Regions from separate parts of the Homo sapiens genome. Here region 1 is linked to region 2. A link is an interaction called in ENCODE POLR2A ChIA-PET data of the cell type or tissue named here. Cell type or tissue: IMR-90. All regions are shown on one strand. Each heading gives the region's core, and the rest is flanking DNA. Links, peaks and the distances in the headings are about the cores only.

Evidence for each region. Peaks named below come from ENCODE experiments on the same cell type or tissue, not always from the same donor. Only the 100,000 strongest peaks of a DNase experiment are listed, where the experiment ranks them.
Region 1: POLR2A ChIA-PET joins it to region 2 with 10 read pairs; 3 of 35 experiments call an interaction of 5 or more read pairs at or near these places.

What each region holds. Positions count from the first base shown.
Region 1 is chr1:62,652,626-62,656,625 of GRCh38, forward strand. It overlaps DOCK7 (dedicator of cytokinesis 7), which reads right to left. Exons shown (of 50, transcript NM_001367561.1): 3 at 1,359-1,534; 4 at 1,100-1,168. Among named protein-coding and RNA genes, the nearest start is that of DOCK7, 34 kb to the right of the region's middle. In IMR-90, for the core only: no CTCF peak of the experiment used is centred there; no DNase peak of the experiment used is centred there.
Region 2 is chr1:62,720,435-62,730,669 of GRCh38, forward strand. No RefSeq gene overlaps it. Among named protein-coding and RNA genes, the nearest start is that of DOCK7-DT, 37 kb to the left of the region's middle. In IMR-90, for the core only: no CTCF peak of the experiment used is centred there; a DNase peak (open chromatin) is centred at 5,057; H3K4me3 peaks cover 351 bases; H3K27ac peaks cover 1,175 bases.

The DNA.
Region 1 (4,000 bases), core at 1-4,000, 71 kb before region 2:
AACCCTGTGCTTAGAAGTAGCAGATTTCCATGATTCTGAGGTCAATATATTTTACAACTAACCTTTTTATTAAGATTTCTGATTATAGGTTTCTAACATATATGCACAGAGGTAAAGACTTTTGAATTATCTGACTGAGAAACAGTATTCTTCAGTAATGTCTAAAATTTGGCTACCAGAATACTTATCAAAATTGTAAGTTCATAAAAACAGCTCTTCTATATAAAGGGCAGCAGACTGTGCTTTTATTAGGTCACACTGAAACTAAAAAGCATGTCAGCATTATCCCCCAGAGTGATATTTAGCACAATGTAAAGCCTAGTGAAATAAGACAGCCATGAGGGCAAAACAATCAGCAATGGATATATCACTTTTGCTAGTGCTATTTTGCATAGATTATTTCATTTGTGAAAACTATAATGCCGTATCAGAATTCTCCACTACTTCAATCATATCTCCTTCAGAAAAATCAAATAAGGTTAAGAAGATTCAGTATGAAGACCCTTCTCCATTATGCAAATTAGCAAATGATTATTGTGTAAATCAGTTTTATTATACTTCTTAATCTGACTTGCTATTGCACAGTTTATTAGGAAAATAAATTTTGGCTAGAACAAAACATTATTTTTTACAAATATTTACCTGATTGGATGTAGAGGTCAAAGACCTATAAATATTAGTTAGAAACAGCAGAGACCTTTCAAATAGCTTGGTCTGTAAAACTGCCTGTTAATTTTAACTTAGCTATTTAAGTTTCACTAAACTGGATTCTTTTTGAGAAATACAAATTATTCATCAATATCTACCCAATATTTCCTAAAAGAATTAGACCACAAAATCATTATCATACATTAGTAGCTCTTAATGATTTATAATAATACAGAAATACTATTTTCCCATGAATTATATTTTACAAAGAAAGTAAAAGTATTACAGAAATCCTAAGGAGTAAATATCTATACACAAAAGTTCTTCTTTTGTTTCTTCAGCTATTTTGTTTAAATAAATTTTCAGGTCTCATAAACATTACGAATCTGCCTTAATCCATTTAGAAATCTTACTCAATATTTGTAAATGTTGTAATAAACATATAACTTACTTTCTGATGACAATTGCCCAGTCTTCTGTATAACTTCTTATACAGTCTCTAACATGTGGATCCATTTCACTATTTTAAAAAGGAAAATACATTTGTAATTTAGACGGGACAGCACTGATGTTCATTAATTTGGTTGCTACAATCGCTGTTTGCGTAACAGGAAATGATGATGCTATAAGAAGTAGGCTCTAAATAAAATAATGGAAGGTAGCCTTTCTATAGTTCCTCTAAAGCCAAAAATAAGTCAATGTCTCCTTACCTTTCTTCAGGTACAGCTGAAACAAGAGTTCTGCAGTCCCGAGGACTATAAACAACTTCAATATCATCTGGAGGAAATTCAATCAAATCCCGTAAAGGCCCAGAATCCACAGCCAAAGGATGAGTAATGAGGTAATCTTCCAAATCCACTGGATCTACTGCTTCGGTAAGGGGCACCTTTGTAAAAAGTTGGGATAAGAGATGGGTAGAAAACAAGAGGTGAATGTAATAATTTTAAAACTTAAGGCAAATAACATTTTTTTAAATAAAAGCTTTTAATCTAGTTCTTTCTAAAATTTTCACAGATATTCAACCAGATGCACTAAAGAAAACACAAAGTGTTACCCTTCTTGTACTCCTTGATGTTTTGGGTCATACTCTCTTTAATGTCCTTGCTGATACTTTGCCCAGAACTCTCACATAAAAACACTAGTAAGAATTAACAGTTTTATTCTACTTTATAGTTTACAAAGTACTCACTGGAAGGATTATTTTTGCTTTTTTATATCTTTGGATATTAAAAAAAAAAGTAAGTTGCTACGTTTCTAAACAGTGCTCTTACTTTATTTCTTGTTTTTGTTGATTATCCTAGTAAAAACATATAATCAGACTGGGGTAGGCTAAAAAATGTCCCTCCAAAAATTCTCCACATCCTAACACATGGGCCCTGTACATGTCACCTTATATGGAAAAAAATAAAAAATAAAACAGTCTTTGCAGATGTAATTAAGGATCTTAAAACGGGAGTATTATGCTGGATTATCCAGGTGGTTTCTAAATGCAATCACATATATCCTCATGAGGAGACAGAGGGAGATTAGGCTATACACAGAGAGAAAAAATTTGTATAAAGATGAAAAAGAGAGAGATTTGAATATCCTGGCCTTGAAGATAGAGATGATGTGATCACAAGTCAAGGAATGCCAAAGCCATCAGAATTTGGAAGAGACAAAGAACTGATACTCCAGGAGAAATCTGAAGAAAGCACAGCCCTGCCAAAACCTTATTTTAGTCCAGTGATACTGATTTCAGACTTTTGGCCTCTAGCACTGTGAGAGAATAAATTTCTTTTGTTTTAAGCCACCCAGTTTGTAGTACTTTGTTACAGTAGCCATACGAAAGGAATACACAGGCCCTATTAAAACTACCCATTAATAATAATAAAAGACTGGTAGCATTCTTCAGCCAAGTTTTTAACCAGATACTTTTTAATAAAATACCATACTTCTTATCTAGTTCGAAAAAGAAAAAAATATTCAGACAAACCTATAAAGGATATAAAACAAACATGCAGTTATAGACCAATGAAAATAAGAACATGTTATTTCTCAGGATAGTCATCTGGAATAAAAACACTGAAACCTGCCTCTGTGCAGGTGCACATTATTAATCTGAAGGTGCTTTAACCTATGCTTCTTTGGACTGAACTTTTTTTTTCTTTTCTTTTTTTTTTTTTTTTTGAGACGGGCTCTTCCTCTGTCATTCAGGCTAGAGTGCAATGGTGCAATTTCAGCTCACTGCAACCTTTGCGTCCTGGGCTCAAGGGATTCTCCCACCTCAGCCTCCCAAGTAGCTGGGATTACAGGCGTGAGCTACCATGCCTCACTAATTTTTGTGTTTTTTTGTAGAGACAGGGTCTCGCCATGTTGCCCAGGCTAACTTTGGAACTCCTGAGCTCAAGCAATCCGCCTGCTTCGGCCTCCCGAAGTGCTGGGATTACAGGTGTGAGCCACGGCGCCCAGCCTGGACTTAACATTTTAAAGATATTGAGTAAAATAATAAATAACACATCTTAAACACTCAAAAGATAGTAGTTATTTATCATTATCAGTATATGCCATCTCATTTAAACTTCCCCCAAACCCTGTAAGTTAGATATAATTACTATTTCAATTCTACAAATAAGGGCATTTGTGCTCAAAAAAGTTAACCAACATCTGAAAATATAATAGCCACAAAATGGTAGAGCAGAAATTTGAAACTGGGTTTTCGAGCTCTAAAATTTTTTCTATGATTTTTTCTCTCATAAGCCTTCTACCTTACCTATCTTATTAAGTACAAATTATTCTATGATGTTCTTAACAAAGAAAAAGAAAGCAATCCAACAGGAAAAGAGAAATCTTCTTTAACCATTGTTATTAGAACTGGATATCCACATATAAAAAATGAACCCCAATCTTTGTATCACAACATATACAAAAATTAAACTGAGATGGATCACAGACACAAACATACATGCTTAAAACTATAAAGCTATTTGAAGAAAACACAGCAAAATGTCCTTACAATTTGGGAGTAGGCCAAGTTTTCTTACACATGAAAAAAGAATAATCATAAAAGAAAAATTTGATTCCTTAAAAGACACTGTTAAGAAAATGATGAACAAGCCACACTAAGAGAAAGTATTTACAAAACATTTGATAAAGGACTAGTAATTAGAATATATGAAGAAGTCCTGTATCTCAATAATTTTTTAAAAAGCCAAACCCTCAAATAAATGGGAAAAAATAAAGCACATAAAAAAGTGCTCAAACATCAAAAGTCACTAGGGGGTACTTTCCCTTCTGGAAAGATGAAGTAGAAGTACTTTTCTCTATTCTTTCCACTAAGTACAACAGCCTAGATATTACATAGAAAACAAAC
Region 2 (10,235 bases), core at 3,276-7,275:
GCTGATCTCTAACTCCTGACCTCGTGATCCACCCACCTTGGCCTCCCAAAGTGCTGGGATTATAGGCATGAGCCACCTAGCCCGGCCAACATTTCTTTAAAAAAAAAAAAAACAACTTTACTGAACTTTGATTAACATACAAAAAACTGCACATAATGTATACAACTGGATAAATCATTAATTCTTTATTAAATACACATTTTATTGAGCTTATAATGTGCCATACAGTAGATTCGGTATTGAGGAAACCTGGTCCATACCCTAAAAATTCAATAACCTCATAAGGGACAGAGAAAAGTTAATATATATAAAGCAACATAATAAATGCAGAAAACAGTGATATCTGTGTGGGCGTGTGTGTGTGTATACACAATTCATAAAGGGTCTTTTATATTATGCTTAAGAATGTGGACTCCTTGGTAGCTTATATTTGCATACTATCCACGCGCACTTTTTTCTCCTTTGTAAGAAATAGGCTCTGAACTCCATGGGGTGCAATAGAAGCAAGGAATCATTGATAGGAGGGCCAGCACTCCTCCAGAAGTATTCAGAACTGTAATCAAGAATCCTCAAACTGGGAGGGCCTGTGGTTACTTTATGAACTATGTGTCAGTCCTGCAAACCTCACAGCCTGAATTACCACTGAGCGTTATCTGAATACAGGCTGCCCTTGAAGTCCCTAATTTCATTGCGCTGACAGAGGCTTTAGTGAGTCTATAATTGGAAAAGGAAGCATTTGTGCCTCAGGTACAGGAAATCACCAAACAATTAACTTCCATGGACTCATGCAGCCTGGGCCAAATGCCTCAGTGTGCTTGTCTTTGTTTCATGTCAGGTTATTGAGGAAATGTTTCGCAGGCCAGAATCTTGGCTTTACTGTGTTGTTTTGTCAATGGAGTCAGCTGTGAGACCTTAAACAGTGATAACTATCTATAGTAAAATCTCAATATAGCACTCAGAGGTCTACCACAAGGAAGGGAGGTTTTCAGAGGGGGCAGAAAGTTTTATCTAAAATACATGTAATTTGGCTATTCAGAGGTGGGAAGGGCCACTTAGACGAGAGAAAAACTAGTGTGGTAAGAAAGGGAAAGGGAAACAGTTATTACATGTCATGGCCAGGGAAGGCAAACCCCTCAGAGGCAGGGAAGCTGGTGTTGGACACAAGGCCAGCCTTATGGGTAGGCAGAGACAGTTGAAGGGCACTAGAAAGATTTCCCTGACCCAGAAAATGCCTCAAAGGAAGTGACAGAAAAGGCCCCTGGAGGAAAAACAGAAAAACACAAAATGAAGTGATAGGACAGCAAGGATGAGCTTCCTTCCCCAAAGTCACAATATTTTCCAAGAAACCATTTTGGATAACTCATTTTGCTCATTGAAAAAACTGTATTCATACTATGGGCAATGTCACATATTAAGAAATTGGCGGCCGGGCGTGGTGGCTCATGCCTGTAATCTCAGCACTTTGGGAGGCCAAGGTCGGCAGATCACGAAGTCAGGAGATCGAGACCATCCTGGCTAATGCTAAAATACAAAATACAAAAATACAAAATACAAAAATACAAATACAAAAAAAAATACAAATACTAAAAATACAAAAAAATAGCCAGGCATGGTGGCGGGCGCCTGTAGTCCCAGCTACTTGGGAGGCTGAGGCAGGAGAATGGCATGAACCTGGGAGGCGGAGCTGGCAGTGAGCAAAGATCACGCCACTGTACTCCAGCCTGGGCGACAGAGTGAGACTCCATCTCAAAAAAAAAAAAAAAAAATTGGCATGTAATTATTACTATTACTGTTATTTTTAATGAAGAAGGCAATAGAAGCTAAGGGCACAGGTTTGAGATTAGACAGACCCGGGTACAAATCCTGGTTTTACCACATACTAACTGTGTGACTTTAGACAAGCTACTTAATTTCTCTGGTATCACTTTTGTCGTCTGAAAAATGGGAAGAATCATTCATTCCAAAATATTTGCTGAGCAGCTACTACATAAAAGGACAAATAAGATCCCTACCTTCCAGAAGCTTGTATGTTAGGAGTATGGAGGGAGAGAAAGACAATAAATAAGTAAATAAAAAGATGATTTTAGATTGTGATAAATACTGTAGAGGATATATAGTTTTCAGTGTGTGCACGCGAATTAGACTGCCTGGGTTCAAATCTCGGTTATGCTATTTACTAGCTGTGTGATCTTTGCAAGTGACTCAATCTCTGTACCTCGGTTTCCCCATTTGTAAATGGGCATATTAATAGCATCTAATTTATAACCTCATGGGATTATTATGAGGATTAAATGAATGCATCCATGTAAACTGCTTAGAACTGTGTACACCACATAGTAATTGCATAAGAGCTATATACTAATACTATGAAGAAAATAAATTGGAAGATATGATGATAAGTTGGGAGAGTGGTATTTAAGACAGGGTAGTCAGTGAAGGACTTCCTGAGGCTGTGATATTTAAGCTGACACTGAAAGAATGAGAAAGAGCCAGTCATTATTAGAGTATTTCAGGAAGAGGAAGACCTAAGTGCAAAGATCTAAGGCAGAAAGACTCTTCACATATTTGAAAAAGAGAAATGAGACCTGTGTGGTAAAACATAGTGAGCAAGAGAGAAAGCTGCATTGTAATTATTTTCTACTTCTGCATAACAAATTATAACAAATTGAACATCCTCTTACTAGCTCACAGTTCTATAAGTCAGAAGTCTAGGTGGGAATGAGTGTGGTGGCTCATGCTTTAATCTCAACAATTTGGAAGGCCAAGGTGGGAGGATCGCTTAAGCCCAGGAGTTTGAACCCAGCCTGGGCAACATGGTGCAACCCCAACTCCACAAAAAAAATTTTTTTTCTTAATTAGCCTGGCCTGGTGGTACACGCCTGTAGTCCCAGTTACTTCAGAGGCTGAGGTGGGACAATCACTTGAGCCCAGGAGGTTGAGGCTGCAGTGAGCCATGGTCATACCACTGTATTCTGGCCTGGACAACAGAGCAAGACCCTGTCTCAAAAAAAGAAAAAAAAAAGAATAAATCTAGTGGCTGGACCTGGTGGCTCATGCCTGTAATCCCAGCACTCTGGGAGACCAAGACAGGATTGCTTGAGCTCAGGAGTTCGAGATCAGTCTGAGCAACACAGTGAGACCCTGTCTCTACTAAAAACACACACAAAAAAATTAGCTGGGCATAGTGACACATGCCTGTGGTCCCAGCTACTCAAGGGGCTGAGACACGAGGATCACTTGAGACAGGAGGTTGAGGCTGCAGAGAGCCCTGATCATGCCACTGCAATCCAGCCTGGGTGACAGTGTGAGACTTTGTCAAAAAAAAAAAAAAAAGAAGAAGAAGAAGAAAAAAAAGAAGAAATCTAGGTGGGCTTGGTTGAGCTCTCTGCTTAGGGCTTCACGAGGCTGAAATCAATAATTTAGCCAGGCTGAGCTGTTATGATTCAGATTTACTATATGAGATAATAAATGAATAATGTTTTAAGCCTTTAATAAATGACTTACATTTTAAACCCCTCAGTTTGTGGTAATATTGTTACACAGCAATAGATAACTAATACAACTTAAGTGTAGGAAATATCACATTTCATTATTTTCTAGATTAAATTAAATCCCCCGAGTCCATTAGAGTGGATAATTTAATCAGTTATTTTTAGAATGCTCTAAGGCTTACATCATTCAGGAAAACCGATGTGGGGAAGAGTGTATACTGAGTCCTGAATCCACTGATTTGCTGGTAAAACACACATTGTCCAAATCTATATAGTCTATTCAAAGGTGGCTGCCTCTATTGAAGACAACAGCTACTCCCTCTGTGCCAGACTTGGCCATGGAGACCTTCATTCCAGAGGGAAGGCTGGAAGCTTAGTGCTCAGTCCCCAGGTACACACAAAGCCATGCCTATCAAAATTCCTGCTATTTCCAGGCCACCATGAGGAAGCAGAGTATAGATCCCCACAGCTGGAGGAGCTACCACTGCCCGTCTTCCTACTCTGGAAATCTTTCTCTGCTCCAGCTTCTTCTGTCTTAACGTCAGTCCAGCAAGTCTCCAAGACCCTAGATTTCAAAAGCAACATTCTCTTAACTAAGGAATCCTAGACCTTAACAAACAGAACACCAAGTACTAAGCTATTCTATCCTGCGAAAGGGAGGAAAAATGCTCTCTTATTTTTGGGATGATTCTATAGCAACTAGAAGTCATTTAATTTGCCACACAGTCAACCAGGGCAAAATGAAAACACATGTTCAATCACAAAGTGTTCATTACAGTGAAAGATTTCATTTCCTCAAGAAATGCAGGACTCCTCATAGCTCTAAGTGCTACAGGAGACTTTTCTTTCCTTGTTTTTTTTTTTTTTTTTTTTTTGAGATGGAGTCTCTCTCTTGTTGCACACGCTGAAGTGCAATGGTGCAATCTCTGCTCACTGCAACCTCCGCCTCCCGGGTTCAAGTGATTCTCCTGCCTCAGCCTCCTGAATACCTGGGAATAAGTAGAGACAGGTTTTGCCATGTTGGCCAGGCTGATCTTGAACTCCTGACCTCAAGTGATCCACCTGCCTCAGCCTCCCATAGTTCTGGGATTACAGGCGTGAGCCACCATGCCTGGCTTACAAGCTTTAAAAAAAAAATCTACCACTGCAGTCTTGGCTGTTAGCTTTCTGAGGTTCTTTTATTTTTTCCCATTGAAATGCACTGGACAACATTCCAAATTACCTACTAAACCAAATCCAAGTTCTTCCACCACAGAGATACGAATTTATTTTTACAGCAGTTAACAAAAAAAAATTCCCCCTTTTTTTTCTTTTGCCATTTTCTCTGATAATGCTGTATTATTCCTCCCACTCAACAGCCAAGAAAGACAACCCAACTACTTCCTCCTCCAACATACAGGAAAGAATAGAAACAATTCTATCAGCTCCAGCTGGGGCAGCACAAATGCCAGGAAGCTTTTCTTAGATTTTTGAATCCTACGTGACTCTCACTTTAGGTGCTTTCCAAAATTTTGGTTTCATTTTTCTTGAATTCTGTTCTGCAGAAACTCTCAATTGTCTAACACTGGTGGCATTTAGTAATCTTTGCCAAGTTTAATTCCAATCTAGTTGCTTGGAAGATTTCAGTGACCTAAGAAGAAGGTTTTGTAAACCTCCTTGTTTTGTGCAATGGGAATTTGTTCAGCAAGTAGGAGTCAGGATCCCTCCCTATCTCTCAGCAAAATAGGTTGTGTTATTTCCTTTTATTTCAAAATATACTGGGGTTTGTTTTAAGACAACTTTTGAGTCCCACTATTGCTAATGATCAGTTGTATGCTTTAGGCAAATTCACAAAACTTTCTAAACCTTGGTATCTTCATTTGTAATGTTAGGATAATTCCTTCTTTATACAGTTGTTGAAAAAGCTACTGGATTTAAATCCGGGTTTTATAATGAGCATAATGTGTGCTCATTAAATGGTAGACATTGGTTCTTCTTTATCTGATTTTTCCCAACTCTGGTTTACTGTCATTTATCTTAAGTAAAAATCTTGTAGCCACAAAGCAAGTAACCAGCTCCCCTGTCCAACATTAGTGTCAGAAAATGTTGGTGCCTCTGACAAATAGAAAATCTAATGAATAGGGTACTGTTTTAGGAAGAAGGAGATCTGGCTTTCCCCCTGGGCTTACTGCAACAAGTGACTTAACTTACAAAGCAACCATGAAAATGAGCATTGTGCCTCAAGAAATAAACCCTCTCACTCTTTTTCTTGGATGTGTGTTGCATTGCCATGGGATTGTTTTCAGCATTAGGAGGCTCTGCTACAAGTTCAGTTCAGGTCAGCAAACTTTTTTTTTCAGGGCTTCATCTGTATCAGGACTGTGCTTGTTATCAGATATAAAAACGAAGAAGGCAAAATTCCTGAGCTTTCATTCACTTGCTCAGTAAATGTTTATAGAGTGCCTACTAGGTAATAAAACTGTGAGTCTTGAGGAATCAAACAGAAAAAGTTACTGCCCTCGTGGACTTTATAATATAGAGAAGATTATAGACAGTGTTGCACTGATAAATGTTTAACAACAACCAGCTCTCCAAAAAGAAAAAAAAAAAAGAAAGAAAATCCAATTCTTTTCTTTTTCTTTCTTTTCTTTTTTTTTTTTTTTTTTTTGAAACAGAGTCTCACTCTGTCGCCCAGGCTGGAGGGCAGTGGCATGATCTTGGTTCACTGCAACCTCCGCCTCACGGGTTCAAGTGATTCTCCTGCCTCAGCCTCCTGAGTAGCTGGGATTACAGGTGCCCGCCACCAGGCCCAGCTAATTTTTGTATTTTTAGTAGAGACGGAGTTTCACCATGTTGGCCAGGCTGGTCTCGAACTCCTGACCTCGTGATCCGCCCACCTCGGCCTCCCAAAGTGCTGACATTACAGGCGTGAGCCACCGCACACGGCCATTCTTTTCTATCTGTTTGTGGCCTCTTTTTTTTTCTTTTTGGAAATGTTTAGGAACTTTTTTTGTCCCTAGTAAATAACATTTCCCATCTTTTGCTCTGGTGTGGGTATTTTAAAGTCTATTATGCTGAGCACAGCATGCTGTTTTACTCTAGAAAGTCAATACAGTTGTGGAAAATTTTCCTGCATTTGATTATCACCTCCCCTCTGTTTTCTCTATTCTTTCTTTCTGAAATTCTTATTATTTAGATGCTGAAGTAAGTATTTTTCTTATCTTTTCTATTTTCTGTCTCTTTTTCATTTTCTTTTCTTTTCTTTTCTTTTTTTTTTTGAGACAAAGTCTCATTCTGTCACCCAGACTAGAGTGCAGTGGCGCAATCTCGGCTCACTACAACCTCTGCCTCCCAGGTTCAAGCTATTCTCATGCCTCAGCCTCCTGAGTAGCTGGGATTACAGGCACGCGCCACCTCTCCCGGCTTATTTTTGTATTTTTGGTAGAGACACGGTTTCACCGTGCTAGCCAGGCTGGTCTCAAACTCCTGACCTCAGGTGATCCACCTGCCTCGGCCTCCCAAAGTACTGGGATTACAAGCGTGAGCCACTGTGCCCGGCTTTCATTTTCATTTTTATATTTTGGCTCTACTTTCTCAGAGATTTCCTCCAATTTTATTTTCTAATTCCCCCCATTCCTGAGCTTTTGGGGTGATTCACAGCATGAATCAGCTTGTTATTACCCTCCTCCTCTTCAAGTTTAGATCTGAATTTTCTCTAGATGGGAATATTTGTTCTCACTTATTCCCCTGCTTCCATTCTTCAAATTTTGTTATGTTGTCTCCTCTCCCTTTCTGTTGGTCATTTTTGGCTTATACCTTTTTTGAGGTCACATTACTGGGATTTCAGGAAGAACCAGTGGTGAAGGCACATTTTTAATCTACCATGCATAATAAGGTCCTTTATTTCTTGCCATTTTCATTCCTACTATAACAGTCATACTTCTCAAGGCAGCATAGATACCTCTGAGTTACAGGCAAAAGATCAAGTGCAAGAAAGTGATGTAGGACAGGCAAGCACCAAAGTGGAGCTTAGCCAGAGAGGGTTCTTGGCCTTGCCCAGAAAAGAATTCAAGGGTAATCCAGAGAAAGAAGAAAACAGCTTTGTTGAACAGTCAGTGTTACAGCTCGGTGACTGCTCCCGCAGAACAGGGCTTAGAGTAGCAGCTCGGGGTAGTTTTGCAGTCATATTTATACCCACTTTTAATTGTATGCAGATTAAGGGGCAGTTTATGCAGAAAAGGGGTAGTAACTGTTGAATGGTTAGGTACCATGGAAAGGGGTGATAACAACCCTGGTGTTGCCATGGCAACGGTAAATTGACATGGCACACTGGTGGGTGGGTCTGATTGAAAACTGCTTTCTCCTTGGCAACACCAGGGAGAAAGTGTGAAAAAGTGTCTTGGCTAGTCCTCAGTCTAGTCCAGTATCCAAGTCCCACCCCTAGAATCAAGTCCCGCCTCCTACCTTAAAAGTACAGAGGAGAAAAAGCACAAATATTAATATTTCAAGATATTATAACATTTCCAACAGTGCTGGAGCCAGCTCATACTGGCTCATAAGAATAGATGGCTTATATTCAGGAATTTTATGAGACAGTGGTTAACCATTATTAAAAATTAAATAAACAGAATATTTATTATAACATAATGAAATAAATTATATTAAAAACAGACAATACTCAAAACTTATCACTTCCTAATTATTGTAGTGAATCCTACTATTATCTATCTTCTTGAGGTTCTTTACATCTATCGTGTCTGTATCACAGAAATATTATATAATGGTGTTCCATATATTTATTTATAAATAAATAAATTAAATAAAACAAAACCAGGTATTATTCCGGCTGTCAAAAAACATTTGCCTCTAAACTTTCTTTTTTTTTTTTTGAGACAGAGTCTCGCTCTGTCACCTAGGCTGGAGTGCAGTGGCACGATCTCGGCTCACTGCAACCTCTGCCTCCCAGGTTCAAGCGATTCTCCTGCCTCAGCCTCCCCAGTAGCTGGGATCACAGGCGCATGCCATCACGCCCAGCTAATTTTTTGTATTTTTAGTAGAAATGGGGTTTCACCGTGTTAGCCAGGATGGCCTCCATCTCCTAACCTTGTGATCTGCCCGCCTTGGGCTCCCAAAGTGCTGGGATTACAGGTGTAAGCCACTGCGCCCAGCCTGCCTCTAAACTTTCAACCTATGCATGCCAAGGTTCAAAACCCTTCTGAAACAATTGATTATTGTTCTACATCCTTCACTAAACCCTTCCACACCACATCCATCCGAGCTGGGCTTAATGCCCCTCCTACACATTCTTAGCATATCATTCCTACCTACCACCTTTGTGTTAAAATGATCTGCTTATCGGCTTCTCTTTGGCTAAAGCTAAACTGTAAGCTTCTGTATGGAAAGCCTCCACAAACCCCAGATGAGACTGAATTTCCCTATTATAATTGTCCACAATTCCCTATAGTTTGGCTTTATAATACTTATGCGTGTGATTATATTTGTAACAGGAATAGCAATTAACGCTCTCTAGTCTTACATACCCATTAAGGCTGAGGCTTTCTTTCACACCCCTCAGTTTCCTCACAGCATTCCTTTTATTTTCAAAAGATTGCTTGAAAAAAAATGTTGAATGTTTCTTCCTCTTTTATTTAAAACAATAGTTTATATTTGTACAGAGTTTTTAAAGTTACATAATTCTATGAAGCTTATAATGAAAAAAGCAGTACACTGTTTCTCCTTTTCTACCCCCAATCCCCAGTACTCAAAGGCAACATTTAAAAGATTTTATTAGTTGTTTCTTCTCATACTTGCCTCTGTCTTCCTAAATAACATTCTTGTATTGCTGCTATTTGGAGATTGTTCAGTTTCATATATTTTGGCTTCCTGCTATGGAAGATGAAGATTAAGCTCTCTTATAATGCTCCCAACACCACACCCCATCACAAACACATTCACATACATTCTTTTCCTCCTCCATTTCTCCCTATATAATTACATCATTGCACAACTTTTGGTTAATTCAACATGACCATACATTGTACAATGACTACATTTCCTCTTTTATACAATATGTTTTGGTTTTCCCGGAATTAATAATTGCCTATATTGTTTGCTTACTTTTCTATGTACCTATAACTAATTCATCCTCAAACATTCCTCGAGAATTATAAATTTCCTTTCATAATGTTAAAATACATTGGTTGTTTCTTATTTTCATTCATTTTGTGACAACATCCTTCTTGGAGGTCTCTGTTAACCCTGCCCCCAACGTGAACAGATTGCTTTCTAGAAATGTTTTGCAGGTGTCACTCTAGGATCTCCTGCATGCTCCTCCTGAGGAGTCAGTTCTCCTGCTTCTGTTGGAGTCCCTATTTTCTGGATCCTCTTTCTTTTATGTTTGGCCTTCTTGCTTTGTGCTTCCATTCTCCAGTAATTCCCAAGAAAGAGTACATGTTGGGTATAATTTTAAGAACACAGACATCTGTAAATGTCTTTCTTCTACACTTGAATTAAAGCTTGGCTACATTTAGAATTCTAGGTTGAAACCATTTTCCTTGGAATACTGAAGATATTGCTCCATTGTCTTCTCACCTGAAACATTGCAAACTGATGGTGTGTGAAAGAAAGCCTCAGCCTTAATGGGTATGTAAGACTAGAGAGCATTAATTGCCATTCCTGTTACAAATATGATCACACGCGTAAGTATTATAAAGCCAAACTATAGGGAATTGTGGACAATTGTAATAGGGGAATTCAGTCTCATCT